2 separate regions of the Homo sapiens genome follow, and region 2 is linked to region 1. A link is a loop called in an ENCODE intact Hi-C map of the cell type or tissue named here. Cell type or tissue: CD4-positive, alpha-beta T cell. All regions are shown on one strand. Each heading gives the region's core, and the rest is flanking DNA. Links, peaks and the distances in the headings are about the cores only.

Region 1 (7,894 bases), core at 1,785-6,784:
GATGACAAAGCCAGATCCTGTCTCTTAAGATAATAATGCAAAAAAAAAAATCACATAGATTCAAGTTCCTAGAGTAGATTCACAGAAACAGAAAGTGGAATGGTGGTTACCAGAAGACAGAGGAAGGGAGAATGGGAAATTAGTGTTTGATGGGAGTGGAGTTTCACTTGGAGAAGATGAACATATTTGTGGAGATAATGGTGATGGCTACATAACATTGTGAATCTACTTAATGCCACTGTTAACTTAGAGTTAAAATAGCACATTTTGGCCAGGCACGGTGGCTCACACCTGTAATCCCAGCACCTTGGGAGCTGAGGCGGGCGGATCACCTGAGGTCAGAAGTTTGTGACCAAACTGGCTAACATGGTGAAATCCCGTTTCTACTAAAACTACAAAAAAAAAAAAAAATTAGCCGAGAGTGGTGGCGCACACCCTCCCAGCTACTCAGGAGGCTGAGGCAGGGGAATCACTTGAACCTCGGAGGCAGAGGTTGCAGTGAGCCGAGATCGTGCCATTGCACTCCAGCTTGGGAAACAAGAGCAAAACTCCATCTCAAAAAAAAAAAAAATTTATATTATGTATTTTTAACCAAAATAAAGGAACAACAAATGCATTTATAAAAATCAAACGTGGCTGGGTGCAATGGCTCACGCCTGTAATCCCAGGCCAAGGCGGGGGATCATCTGAGGTCAGGAGTTCGAGACCAGTCTGGCCAACATGGCGAAACCCCGTCTCTACTAAAAATACAAAAATTAGCCAGGTGCGGTGGCGAGTGCCTGTAATCCCAGCTACTTGGGAGGCTGAGGTGGGAGAATCACATGGACCTGGGAGGCAGAGGTTGCAGTGAGCTGAGCACTGTACTCCAGCTTGGGTGACAGAGCAAGACTCTGTCTCAGGAAAAAACAACAACAACAACAACAACAACAACAAATCAAATGTTAAGTTTATATTTTATATGTAATTTATAATTTAATTTTTATAATACATTAACAAGTTTTATAATAAAGAATTTTTAATAATAAAAAATGTGCAATTCTTGAAGCAGAGATCCTAATGCCTATAGGATGTACTGTGCTATATCCTTCTGTGTATTCTACTGCATACATCCTCAAGCTGGCTCCATGTCCCTCATGAGACCAGGGCAGAGACTGATATCCCCAAGCTTCTCACGTTATTCTGCGGACCCCTTACCACTTTGTTGAGTTCCGGGCTGTCTGGGCTGTTGTCCTGGAAATACTCCACTGCCTTCTGAATCTTGGCCATGCTTCCCAGGTACTCTTCCAGCCTACCTGTGGGGCTGGGAAAGAAAAGAGCCAGGTCAGGCTGGGGCATGGGGGATGAAGAAGGACTAAGGACACAGTATTTGGGAAAAAGAAAATTAATACAGGGGACTCCAGGCTCAAATATATTCTATCCCCCCACTGCCTTTTAAGGCCTAGGGCTTAAAAGGCGTCTCACTGTGTTGTCCAGACTGGTCTTGAACTCCTAGTCTCAAGCGATCCTCCCACCTCAGCCTCCCAAATTGTTGGGATTACAGACCAACCCTCCTGTTGGCCCAGGAGGCATTAGGAATTGACCCTCTGGGCCTCACTCACTCACCCCTCTCTGATGATCTTCTCAGTGTCACTGGCCACATGGTAGTAGCTGATGACATGGTCCAGGCAGGACAGCGTCTTCTCAACATTCTCCTGCAGCCGCTGCAGATTCTCCGTCTGCTTGTGCACAGGGATGATGGAGTTCTCCAGCTTCATAAGGCGGCTCTCAAAGGATGATAAGATAGACACCTGCGGGAGGGAAGCCTCTTGATCTTGGGACTCACAGTGGTCCCAGCACTGCTTCTACACACCCACCTTCGGCATTTCCTGCCTTTTCTCTGGTTTTCTAGACAATAAACTCCACAAGCGAAGGAACAGGGTGTACCTGTTCCCCACTGTATCTTCAGCACCTATCATGTGCCTGGCATATAGTAGGTGGTCTAAGACAAATTGGTTGAAATTTTATTTGAAGGCAAACCAAGCATCAAATTAATTCTTCTTAAAATAATCAGCCCAAGATGGCTTCCCTTCCACCCTTTGAAGCCAAATCTCAACTTCTGTTCTCTCTGAAGCATTCCTAAACCGGACTGGAAGTAGTTTCATACAGAGTAGCCTCAAATGCATTGCTGTATCTTCAAAACCCTCTCTAAGGATGAAACTCATTGAATAAGGACTAGAGGCTGGGCGTGATGGTTCATGCCTGTAATACCCAGAATTTGGGAGGCTGAGGCGGGAGGTTAGCTTGAGACTAGGAGTTCAAGACAAGCCTGGACAACACAGTGAGACCCTGTCTACACACACAGACACACACACACACACACACACACACACACACACACACAATTAGCAAGGCGTGGTGGTGTGTGCCTACAGTCCCAGCTGCTAGGAGGCCGAGGCAGGAGGACTGCCTGAGCCCAGGAGTTAGAGACTGCAGTGAGCTACAGTCATGCCACTGCACTCTAGCCTGCACAACACAGCCAGACTCTGCCTCTAAAAAAAAAAATTTAAAAATTAAAATTTTTAGAAAAGGACTAGGACTTTATTATTGTGTGACTAAATGCAAATACAAGTTTGTATTTACTCACTTTGTGCTTTTCCAGTCTCCCCTAGGAATAAAGAAGGAAACTCACTTATTGAGCACCTATTGTATACCAGGCACTGTGCAAGATGCAGTCGCATGCATTAGCGCATATGACCTTCACAGACACACTGGGAGGCTGGCACAGTCTCTGTTTTAGCAGATGAATTCGCTGACACCAGTTACCTATCAGGAGCCGCACATTTAAGCAGAAGGGCAAGGACTAGATCCCAGATCTGCCTGACTTTAGAGCTCTTTCTTTCCCTAAAGTCCTCTGGAGTGAAGGCTGAGTCTTCTCTGCCCTCAGGAATCTCAAAGTGCCAACCTCCTGGGCAGAGAGTCCACTGACAATGACATATGCCCAGTACCTAGCCCAACTGGTCAGACTCACTGAGTGTTTGCAGAAGGAGAGAAGGAAGAATGGCGAGCTTAGACAGAAAGCAGCAAGTCCAGGCCAGTGGGAAGTGCAGCCTCCTCAGTGAGGGTACGGAACATGGGGAGGGGGCTAGGCAGGAGAGATGCCAAACTGTTGCTAGATAAACCCACACACTGCCTCCGTCGCTGCCCATTCCAGAACTCCAGGCCGCAGGAACCGGAACCGCCAGGTCGCAAGGCTCTCCCCCAGGGTCCGGAGGCCTGCCCTCTCCCCCAGCTGCGGGGAGACTCACCATGTTCTTAGTGAGCTGGTCGCTCTTCTCCAGGCTGTCTCGGATGAAGGACAGAGTCTCCTCCTCCTGGGGGCAGGCAAGGGGAGGACATCACCAGAAACCAGAAGCTAAAGGAGACCACTGCGTCCCAACCCCACGGCCTAGCCCCCAACCCCATCTCCTCGCTGGGTGCGCTCCCTCCCACCCCTGCCTCCTCCATGAGTAGACAATCAGGCCCCGCTGTTGGCCCCTTTCCCTCACCTCCTCCCCAGCCTCCCCAGGCCCACGCCCACCTGCTTCAGCTTGTCCTCAATCTCCCGCCGTCGAGCGGATGCCTCCTGTGGGGGAATCATCGCTCTGAACCCCGCGGCTCCCACTCCCCAGTATCTTTCCTCCGCGGGCCCACCGGGCCCCCGTCCCCGTCACACCCACTTCCGCTCTTGGTCCCGCCCCGGGACGCCTGGGCGGAGCCATGTTGGGAATCGCAGGCTGAAGTGCGCCTGCGCGGAGCCCAAGAACGGACCGACGGCCATTTTGAGCGTGGCTGGGAAGAGAAGTGTATTCGGATGCTGCAAGGGACCTCGACGCGGGTTCCTTGCCTCAGCAGAGGTTTTCGATCGGCCTTATGTCCCGCGGCTGGCAGGACACTTAGAGCTCACTTGCTGTTTTCGTTGAAAGACCGACCCTTTTGATAAAGACTGCTGGGGAAGGCGACGAATTCCTTTCCCCAGGTCGCATTCTATGGGCAGGCACCAAGGCCAATTGCGTTTCCCACAAAGCCCCGCACGGAGCAGGTGACACAGTAGATGCCTAACGTGTGTCCATGTAATGAACCAGGGGCTTGTGTACTTGTTTCCGCCTTCCACCCTGCATTACGCAAAAACGTATCCTGTGGGCTGGCGGGGCTGCTCCGGAGCTCCAGGCCCAGACCCAGCGTCCAACTGCAGCTCCAGGGGACGGGGTGGGGGGCGCCCCTGGATCAACTTCCCTGCGGGGCTGGATGTTGTGGTTGCAGACCCAGCTCCTGCAAAACCTCGAGTTACTCCTTCCTCTAACCCGTCCCTGCCCACCCTGCCTCTGGCCCCCAGCCTTGAGAAAGGACAAGGCCGACCAGCTTGGTTCAGTCCTTCTGTGGCCTCAGTGTCCAGACACCCGGAAGATAGACAAGGAGGCATGTGCTGGTAGATGAGAAGGTTTGGGGCGGGCAGGGGGGACACCAAGCTTTTTTTTTCCTTTCTTTTCTTTTGAGAGAGAGTCTCACTCTGTCGCCCAGGCTGGAGTGCAAGTGGCACGATCTTGGCTCATTGCAGTCTCTGCCTCCCGGGTTCAAGTGATTCTCGTGCCTCAGCGTCCCGAGTAGCTGGGATTACAGGCGGCTGCCAACACGCCCGGCTAATTTTTTTGTATTATTAGTAGAGACAGGGTTTCGCCATGTTGCCCAGGCTAGTCTCGAACTCCTGACCTCAAGTGATCCACCCGCCTTGGCCTTCCAAAGTCCTGAGATTACAGGCGTGAGCCCCTGCTCCCGGCCTAAGGAGAGAAGGAGAGAAGGAAGAACCCAAGCTCTAGGGTTCCCAAGCGCTCACTCCACCCATAGTCACCCGAAGAGGAGGAGGAGGAGGAAGTGGGTGCACAGAGCCTGGAGAGGGATGGGCAGCCTTCCCTCAGGCAAGAGGACAATTTCAATCCTGTTGTAGGTGGGGGAGATAAAAGGCTGATTCCTGTGTCAGGAAATACCCAGGATGATTTCGCTGACATGGTCCTTGTGTAGTCCAAAGGGCTAAGTAGGAGAAAGTTTAAACTGTTAGATGTCACAGAATAGAGTAGCGGGGCTAGTTAGCCGCTGTAGAGAGGGTGTTTTGGGCTCAGGTGGACTACCTTTGAGGGCCTGGTCCAGCATTTAACCTGAGTCTCTCTCTCTCTCTCTTTTTTTTTTCTTGAGACGGAGTCTTGCTGTGTTGCCCAGGCTCGAGTGCAATGGCGTGATCTCGCCTCACTGCAACTTCTGCCTCCCGGGTTCAAGCGATTCTCCTGCCTCAGCCTCTCGAGTAGCTGGGATTACAGGCATGGGCCACCACCCTGGCTAATTTTGTATTTTTAGTAGAGATGGGGTTTCTCCATGTTGGTCAGGCTAGTCTTGAACTCCCAACCTCAGTTGATCCGCCCGCCTCGGCCTCCCAAAGTGCTGGGATTACAGGTGTGAGCCACCGTGCTTGGCCTGAGTCTCTAAACAGTTCCTGGCCCATAGTAGATGCTTAATAAAAATACTGATAATAAATATTTTGCTCCGGCCAGGTGTGGTGGCTCATGCCTGTAATCCCAGCACTTTGGGAGGCCGAGGCGGGTGGATCACGAGGTCAGGAGTTCGAGACCAGCCTGGCCAACATAGTGAAACCCCATCTCTACTAAAAATACAAAAATTAGCTGGGTGTGGTGGTGTGCACCTGTAGTCCCAGCTACTCGGGAGGCTGAGGCAGAATTGCTTGAACCCAGGAGGCAAAGGTTGCGGTGAGCCGAGATGGTGCCATTGCACTCCAGCCTGGGCAACAGAGCAAGACTCCATCTCAAGCAAAAAAAAAATTTTGTTTTTTTTTTGCTCCATAGGTCTTGGGAATCCTTTATGTGCGTGAGGAAGCTAATATTTTCAAATCTGTACAATGTCATTGCATTTTTGTCAATCAGCTGTGTGTGCTTTACTGCATTTCCTTCAGTGTCTGAGTCTAATGGGGTTAGATACCATTAGTACAATACCATGTACTGAGAGTCTTCTGTTTGCCTGTCTCTACTACAAACATTGCCCTTGCTAATGCTCCTCTAATCCTTATCATAAACCTGGGAGTCAGGCCCAGCTGTCGTCTCCCTTGTGCAGACGAGGAAGCTCCGGCTCAGAGAAGTCAGCTGTAGTAAGTCAACACAGCTGGCCAGCAAAGGGTGAGGCTCAGGCGGTCTCTTCTTTCTCCCCATGCTGGGCAGCTCAGGAGTGGTGTTTGTTATGCAAAGCTGCCAATCTGATTTTCAAAAAAATTCATTGTGAAAAGCATGTTGTATTCAAGACAACTATATTTACTAAGAGTAGACAGAATGAAAAAATGAATTTAAATTATTCTCAACCTATTATCAACCTTGGGTTGACAACAAATAGGTATTGATTCAGCTAAAACTATAATTTCCTAACTATACTCAACACGAGCTACTTTAGCGAAAGGAACAAGTGGTGCTTTAGCTGCAGTCTCAGAAATCTTAGGTCTCACATCCACAAACTTGTGCAGAACACCAAGGTGCCAGCCATAGTCGTGGCCCCCACTTCCCACTTGCAGAGATGATCTTTCCAGAGGGAGGAAAGGAGGTAAGAAGGAAGGAAGGTAGGAAAGGACAGAAGGAAGGAAGGGCCTCCCCACCCCACAAATGTGTTCTTCAGTTTCATAACTTCCTAATTTTAGACTTCATGCTCTGTCTGAGGAATCAGATGTATATAATTCCTCCAAATTAATGTTTCCTGGCCCTGTAACCATATTGCAAATGTATATGCTATGACATAACCAGAAAAGCAGGTCATAATAGTATATATCGAGATTACAACCATTTAACATATAACAGATGCATTGCAAAAAATGACTACAGGAAAACACCACAAAATACTAAAGGGTAAGTAGAACAGATGGAGGATTCTTTTTTTCTAGTTTCTAAAAATAGTTTAAATTACCTTTCTATTAAAATGCTTCTGAGTCAGGCGTGTTGGCTCACGCCTGTAATCCCAACACTTTGGGAGGCCAAGGCGGGTGGATCACGAGGTCAGAAGTTCAAGACCAGCCTGGCCAATATGGTGAAACCCTGTCTCTACTAAAAATACAAAAATTAGCCAGGCATGGTGGGTACCTGTAATCCCAGCTACTTGGGAGGCTGAGGCAGAGAATTGCTTGAACGAGGAAGGCAGAGGTTGCAGTGAGCTGAGATTATGCCACTGTACTCCAGCCTGGGTGACAGAGCAAGACTCTGTCTCAAAAAAAAAAAAAAAAAAAATCTGCTTCTGGCCGGGCACAGTGGCTCATGTTTGTAATCCCAGCACTTTGAGAAGCCTGGACAGGAGAATCGCTTGAACCCGGGAGGTGGAGGTTGCAGTGAGCCGAGATTGCGCCGCTGCACTCCAGCCTGGGTGACAGGGCGAGACTCCATCTAAATAAATTAATAATAAAATAAAATGCTGTCCAGGCATGGTGGCTCACACTTGTAATCCCAGCACTTTGGGAGGCCAAGGCGGGCAGCTCCATTCTTTGTATAGTATTTCACTGAATGGATATAATAGATTGGACCAGTTATCTATTAATGGACACTTAAGTTGTTTCCAGGTTTCTTGCTATTGCAAATTCTGCCCCCTTGGGGTAGAAAATATACATATATACGTGTCCTGTACGTGACCACCTTTGTATAGACATCTATATGCCGGACACATTCCAAGAGTTGAATTGCTAAATCAAAACGTATGTATCTTTATAATTTATTATTTTATTTTATTTATTTAAAAATTTTTTCTTTTTGAGACGGAGTCTCACTTTGTCACCCAGGCTGGAGTATAATGGCACGATCTCGGCTTACTGCAACCTCTGCCTCCCGGGTTCAAGTGATTCTCCTGC
Region 2 (5,900 bases), core at 196-5,195, 90 kb before region 1:
GGAGACTACCAGGGTGACAGCCTGGCATTTTGGGAATGGAGTGGGCATTCCTGGTTATTCCTGGCTATTGTGGGAAAGCTGTAGGTGTTGTCTGTGTACCTTCTCCAGCATTTTTCTAGCAAACTCCAGCTGCTGGAGCAGCTGCTGCTGTGCTGCTGCAACCTCAGTATAGGCCTTTGCAAGGTTCTTCTCCTGGAGAAGGCAGAGGGAGAGGGGAAGGGCAGAGTCAGCTCCTGCCTTGGACCCTACAGAGCTGGTGTCAAGGTCCACTGAGCCCCGCAAGGTCCCATCTCACCTGGGCTTGGATGCTCTCTTGCAGGGGAGCCACTCGGGGTCTCTTGGGGGCTGACACTGCCAGGGTGGGCTCCAAAGAGCAGCGGTAGGTGTCTGCCTGGAGCTCATAGTCCTGAGCAGGGAGGAAAGGACAGCAGGCTGGCAACCAGTGGGGGAGGCTGGGTGTGGGGGATAGGGCTGGAAGAGGGACAAGGGTGATGCATGGAGAGGGGCAAGCTGAAGGCAAGCTGCTTACCTGGAGCGCTGCCTGCAGGGCCTGGGAGAGGTGGGATGCTGTGGCCCTGTCCCGCTCTCGGCTCTGGATCTCCTGCGTCAGCCTCTGCCAGGGAAGAACCCAGAGTCAGGAGGCCAGGAAATGCCAATCACCCTGACTCTCCTCTAGCCAGTGCCTCCAGGGCCACAGTCAGGCAGAGCTGCCTCCCAGGGACAAGAAAGGGCAGGGAGGGAGACCTGGGCCAAACTCCCTCCTTTCCCTGACATCATTCTCTCTGCTTTTCCTCCTTCCTCTCCGAGGCACCTTGGCAGAATCCCTTTCTTTCCTTTTTTTTTTTTTTGAGACCAAGTCTCACTCTGTCACCCAGGTTGGAGTGCGTGATCTCGGCTCACAGCAGCCTCCTGGGTTCAAGCGATTTTCATGCCTCAGCTTCCTGAGTAGCTGGAATGACAGGTGCCTGCCACCATGCCAGGCTAATTTTTATATTTTTAGTAGAGATGGGGTTTCGCCATGTTGGCAAGGCTGGTCTCGAACTCCTGACCTCAGGTGATCCGCCAGCCTCGGCCTCCCAAAGTGCTGGGATTACAGGCATGAGCCACCTTTCTTTGGCCTTGTGCCCCTCAGAGTTCCGTTCTAGCACAGTAGTATCTGCGAGCATCACCTGGGGCCTGTGGGAGGCAGGCAGGCATGCAGGGCCCACCTGCACATCAGATCCAGCAGGTCCGGGTGGCCCTGAGAATTCATATTTCTTTCTTTTCTTTTTTTTTTTTTTTTTTTTGAGACGGAGTCTTGCTCTGTCGCCCAGGCTGGAGTGCAGTGGCGCTATCCGGACTCACTGCAAGCTCCGCCTCCTGGATTCACACCATTCTCCTGCCTCAGCCTCTCGAGTAGCCGGGACTACAGGTGCCCAGCACCGTGCCCGGCTAATTTTTTGTATTTTTAGTAGAGATGGGGTTTCACCGTGTTAGCCAGGATGGTCTCGATCTCCTGACCTTGTGATCCGCCCGCCTTGGCCTCCCAAAGTGCTGGGATTACAGGCGTGAGCCACCGCGCCCGGCCTGAGAATTCATATTTCTGATAAGTCCCCAGGTGATGCTGCTACAGCTCATCCAGAACCATGGCTCCAATTGGAAAGTTCTCAATACGGGATGCCCACTTTTATTCACCTGGGAACTTAATATACTGATGCTCTGACCACAATAATCCAACTTATTTGGTCTGGGGAGGGGTCCTGGCCTGGGGATGTTTTAAAAGCTCTCTGGGAGATTCTAGTTTGCAGCCAGGGCTGAGAATCTCTGTCCCAGGCCCCCTTCCCAATGTCACCTCCCTACTCTCTCCCCAGATATTCTCATTTTCCGGCAGTCCCAGACCCATCTTTGCTCTCACGAGCTCCTAGGGGAACCCCCAGCCCCAGTTCCCTCCCATATGCCTACGTCCACCTCCCCGCTGCCCTCGGCTGTCCTGGCCACCTCATTTCAGCATGACCCAGCCGGCCCCATTCCTCTCCCCAAATATGCTCTGTTTCCTGTGTTCCCGCCTCAAGTGGAGGTGCCCCCTCTTCCCAGTTGTCCCCAACAGAACCCTGGGCATCACCGGGCCCCGTCCATCTCACTCACTGTCCCCTTCAAGCAGTCACCAAGTCCACCTAATTCTGCCATCTCCATCTCAGATCTGCCCACCTCGCCCTGTGCCATGGTCCCTTCCCCGGCCAGGCCACCACTCTCTCTCCGCTGGATTTCCACCCTGGCTCCTCGTGGGCCTCCGTGTCTTCATTCCCACCCTCTTAGTCATTCTCTACATGGCAGCCAGAGCCAGCTTCTAAACACTGGCCTGGAAGCATCCCCTCCCCAGCAGCTTCTGGGGGCTGCAGGAGAGAGTGCAGCCTGGGTCCTGTGCCGGAAGGGCCTGTGTGGTCTGCCCATCTGGTCGCCCTCGCCCCTGAGTCCCCCTCCTTTCCCCTGACTGCCATGCCTTCTGCATGGGACATTTCATCCCTCCCCCGGCTACACTTGCTTCCTCCCACACTACCGATCCTGACCCGCAAGTGTGTCCAGCCTGGGGGCACCCACAGCACTCCAGCTTCTCCCACCAATGCTTGTCGGCATCACAGACCTCCCCCACCAGGCTGGGAGCTGCCAGGGTGCAGGGTTGTACCCCAGTGAACACATTGCCTGGTACATGGCAGGGGCTTGATGAGCATGAGAAAGTGGCCGGAACCCTCAGGGCTCTGTGGCCTGAGCTTGTAAATCCCACTGCCCCAGTCGGGCCAGACAGAGATGGGCTGGCCCCGTCTGTGGGCAAAGAGGAGCATTTCAGCTGGAGGCCAGGGAAGGGGCCCAGGGCCTCCGTGGCCTGGGCTTTGAAGCCCCTTAGAGCGCTTCTGAGCTTTGGCCACTAGGGGGCCACATGGGCACAGGCAGCTGTCCCTGCCCCAGCCTCACCTTCTGCGCCTGCAGCTTGTAGGCGATCTGGCTGGGGCCGTCGCTGGGCCGCACCTGGCTGCGGGGCAGGTGCTCCAGCCAGGAGCTCAGGTTATCCTTGCAGTTCTTGAACTGCTGGTAGGTGAGGGCGGCATCCTGCACCACCTTCTCCCTGCAGGAGGACGAGGCCCAGAACAGAGATAAGACCTGCCCCGTGGGGACAGGGGCAGGTGCACAGGGAGGCTGATGGGAGCCTCCTCCTGGGGGCAGGTCAGGAGGCCCGAGTGGCCTGCTGTGCAGATCCCCACTCCCTGACCCTGGGAATTCAGAGATGGGACAGTCTCTACCAGGCACCACCCTGGGAGGTAAGTGCTGTTGTTATCCCATTTTAGAGATGAGGAAACAGCTTCAGAGACGTGAAGTCACTAGCCCAGGATCACACAGCTTGTAGACAGCAATGCCTGGCTCTGCACCAGCCCACACCCTGTGCCCCGAGGACCCAGTCGCTCACCGCAGGTCCAGCTGGTCCCCTACGGCGTGGTAGCGGTCGGTGAGGGCTCGCACCTGGCGCTGCTGGCGAGGCAGGTCTTGGCAGAACTCCTGGAAGTTGTTCTGCAGGGCAGCGCATGCGTGCTCCGAGGCCTTCAGCGCGCGGTGTAGCCGCAGCACGCAGGTCTGCTGTTCCAGCAGCTCCCTCCGCTGGCGCTGCAGGAGGAGGGGACGCAGCCGTGCACCCTCGTGGCTGGGGAGACGCCGTGTCCACCCACCCGCCCCTGAATGCTGGGTTCCCCTGACACCAGGAGGCCCCGGCTGGTCCCTTACCTGCAGCTCGCTGACCCTCTCCTGCAGAGCCCCCGGTTCAGCAGGGATGGGGGCCTCCTGCACCAGGGTGGCCTCGAAGCCTCGGATGACCCTGTCCGCATCCTGGATCTGCCGCTCCAGATCCAGGGCAGCCTTGGCTCTGCCGCAGAGGAGGCAAGGCTCAGACACTCCCTGGGCCACACGCTGCTGCCCTGCGTGGCTGCCCTGTCCCCAGAGCACTCACTTCTCCCCGTAGAGGCTGCACAGAACCTGCACGTCACTGAACTTGTTCTTCACGCTGTTGAGGGCTACGGGCAGCTGCAGGGCAGCGGGGCCCACGGGCCGCGTGGACAGAAACGCCTCGCACTCCTTCTGGGCTGTCTCCTTCTCCGTTCCCAGGCTCTGCAGGCGCTGGGCTGTGCCCTAAAGAGGGGCGGGGTCAGGGATCTCTGGGCAGGTGGGTTCCGCCCGACTCTTCTACCAGGATACCCTAACTCTGCGCCCATGGAGGCAGTAGAGTGTGGTGGGTACATGCTTGGGCTCAGGCCAGAGAACTGCGTTCAGTCCTGGCGCTACTCGTTCCTCTGTGGATGACCTGGGGCAGAGCAAACTGTCTGACCCTCAGTCTCCTCATCTACAAAATGACTGATAGGAGGGGCCGGGCGCAGTGGCTCACACCTGTAATCCTAGCACTTTGGGAGGCCAAGGCGGGTGGGTTGCTTGAGGTCAGGAGATCGAGACCAGCCTGGCCAACATGGCGAAACCCTGTCTCTACTAAAAATACAAAAATTAGCCGGCCGTAGCAGCGCGCACCTGCAATCCCAGCTACCCAGGAGGCTGAGGCAGGAGAATTGCTTGAACCCCAGGAGGTGGGGGTTGCAGCAAGCTGAGATCACACCGCTGCACTCCAGCCTGGCAGACAAGAGCAAGACTCCATCTCAAAAAAATAAAATAAATAAAAAAGAATGATTGATGGGAGGATGACACAAGAGCCTGTGTCCTGAGCTCAGCAGTGAGCGCCAGGCACAGTTACCTACAGTCATCTTCATGTCACTGTCCTGCTCACAAGACCATCAGGTCCCCTGGCCCTGTCGCTCCAGCCAAAGCCCTGGCTCTGCCCACTAGGGACTGTTGCCCTCATTCTTTCATCAGTTATTCACTCATCTGCCTGGTCCATCACCGAGCAGTGCTGACTCTGCACCAGGCACCACCCACCGCCCAGTCTAACTGGGCTTCTCCTGGACCCCAACACCGCTGATGTGGCAGATGCTATGACTTCAAAACCTAAGGACCCAGCTTCTTGGGAGGTGAAGACAGGGGGATTGTTTGAGACCAGGAGGTTGAGGCTACAGTGAGCCTTGATCATGCCACTGGCCCTCCAGCCTGGGCAACAAAGCAAGACCCCGTCTCAAAATAATAATAATATGGCCAAGTGCAGTAGCTCATGCCTGTAATCCTAGCACTTTGGGAGGCCAATGCGGGAGGATCGCTTGAGCTCAGGAGTTTGAGACCAGCCTGGGCAACATGGCAAAACCCCATCTCTACCAAAAAAATTAGCTGGGCTCAGTGTTGTACCTGTGGTCCCAACTACTCGGGAGGCTGAGGTGGGAGGATCACTCAAGCCTGGGAGGTGGAGGTTGCAGTGAGCTGAGATTATACCATTGCACACCACTGCACTCCAGCCTGGGTGACAAAGTGAGACCCCATCTCATAAAACAAAAAACAGACCAGGTGCGGTGGCTCACGCCTGTAATCCCAGCACTCTGGGAGGCCGAGATGGGTGGATCACTTAAGGTCAGGAGTTCGACATCAGCCTGGCCAACATGGTGAAACCCCATCTCTACTAAAAATACAAAAATTAGTTGGGCATGGTGGTGTGTGCCTGTAATCCCAGCTACTCCGGAGGTTGAGGCAGGAGAATTGCTTGAACCTGGGAGGCAGAAGTTGCAGTGAGCCAAGATCGTGCCACTGCACTCCAGCCTGGGTGATGCAGAGAGACTTTGTCTCAAGAAAAGAAAAGAAACTGGTTTGGAAGGATAACCCAGACTGCGGCCCGGTGTGGGTTTCACTCTGAGCACTTTTGGGAGTGTTGAGTCCACGTGCTGTTCTTGGGTAAGGAGTTTACACAATGCTGCAACCTCCCCAGGTAGGCTCCCCCTTGCAGCCAGGGG

The links. Peaks named below come from ENCODE experiments on the same cell type or tissue, not always from the same donor. Only the 100,000 strongest peaks of a DNase experiment are listed, where the experiment ranks them.
Region 2: a loop joins it to region 1, with 3 times the contacts of the local background. A loop is called at or near these places in 12 of 110 quality-filtered maps.

Annotation. Positions count from the first base shown.
Region 1 is chr17:76,100,077-76,107,970 of GRCh38, forward strand. EXOC7 (exocyst complex component 7) reads right to left here and starts at 3,711. Exons shown (of 19, transcript NM_001013839.4): 1 at 3,557-3,711; 2 at 3,285-3,350; 3 at 1,603-1,787; 4 at 1,195-1,300. The coding sequence starts at 3,616. In CD4-positive, alpha-beta T cell, for the core only: no CTCF peak of the experiment used is centred there; a DNase peak (open chromatin) is centred at 3,745; H3K4me3 peaks cover 1,799 bases; H3K27ac peaks cover 1,569 bases.
Region 2 is chr17:76,011,477-76,017,376 of GRCh38, forward strand. It overlaps EVPL (envoplakin), which reads right to left. Exons shown (of 22, transcript NM_001988.4): 15 at 3,974-4,152; 16 at 3,751-3,889; 17 at 3,440-3,633; 18 at 2,950-3,100; 19 at 530-613; 20 at 296-406; 21 at 100-192. Among named protein-coding and RNA genes, the nearest start is that of EVPL, 13 kb to the right of the region's middle. In CD4-positive, alpha-beta T cell, for the core only: CTCF peaks have their summits at 2,901 (motif pointing right) and 3,113; DNase peaks (open chromatin) are centred at 2,925 and 3,545.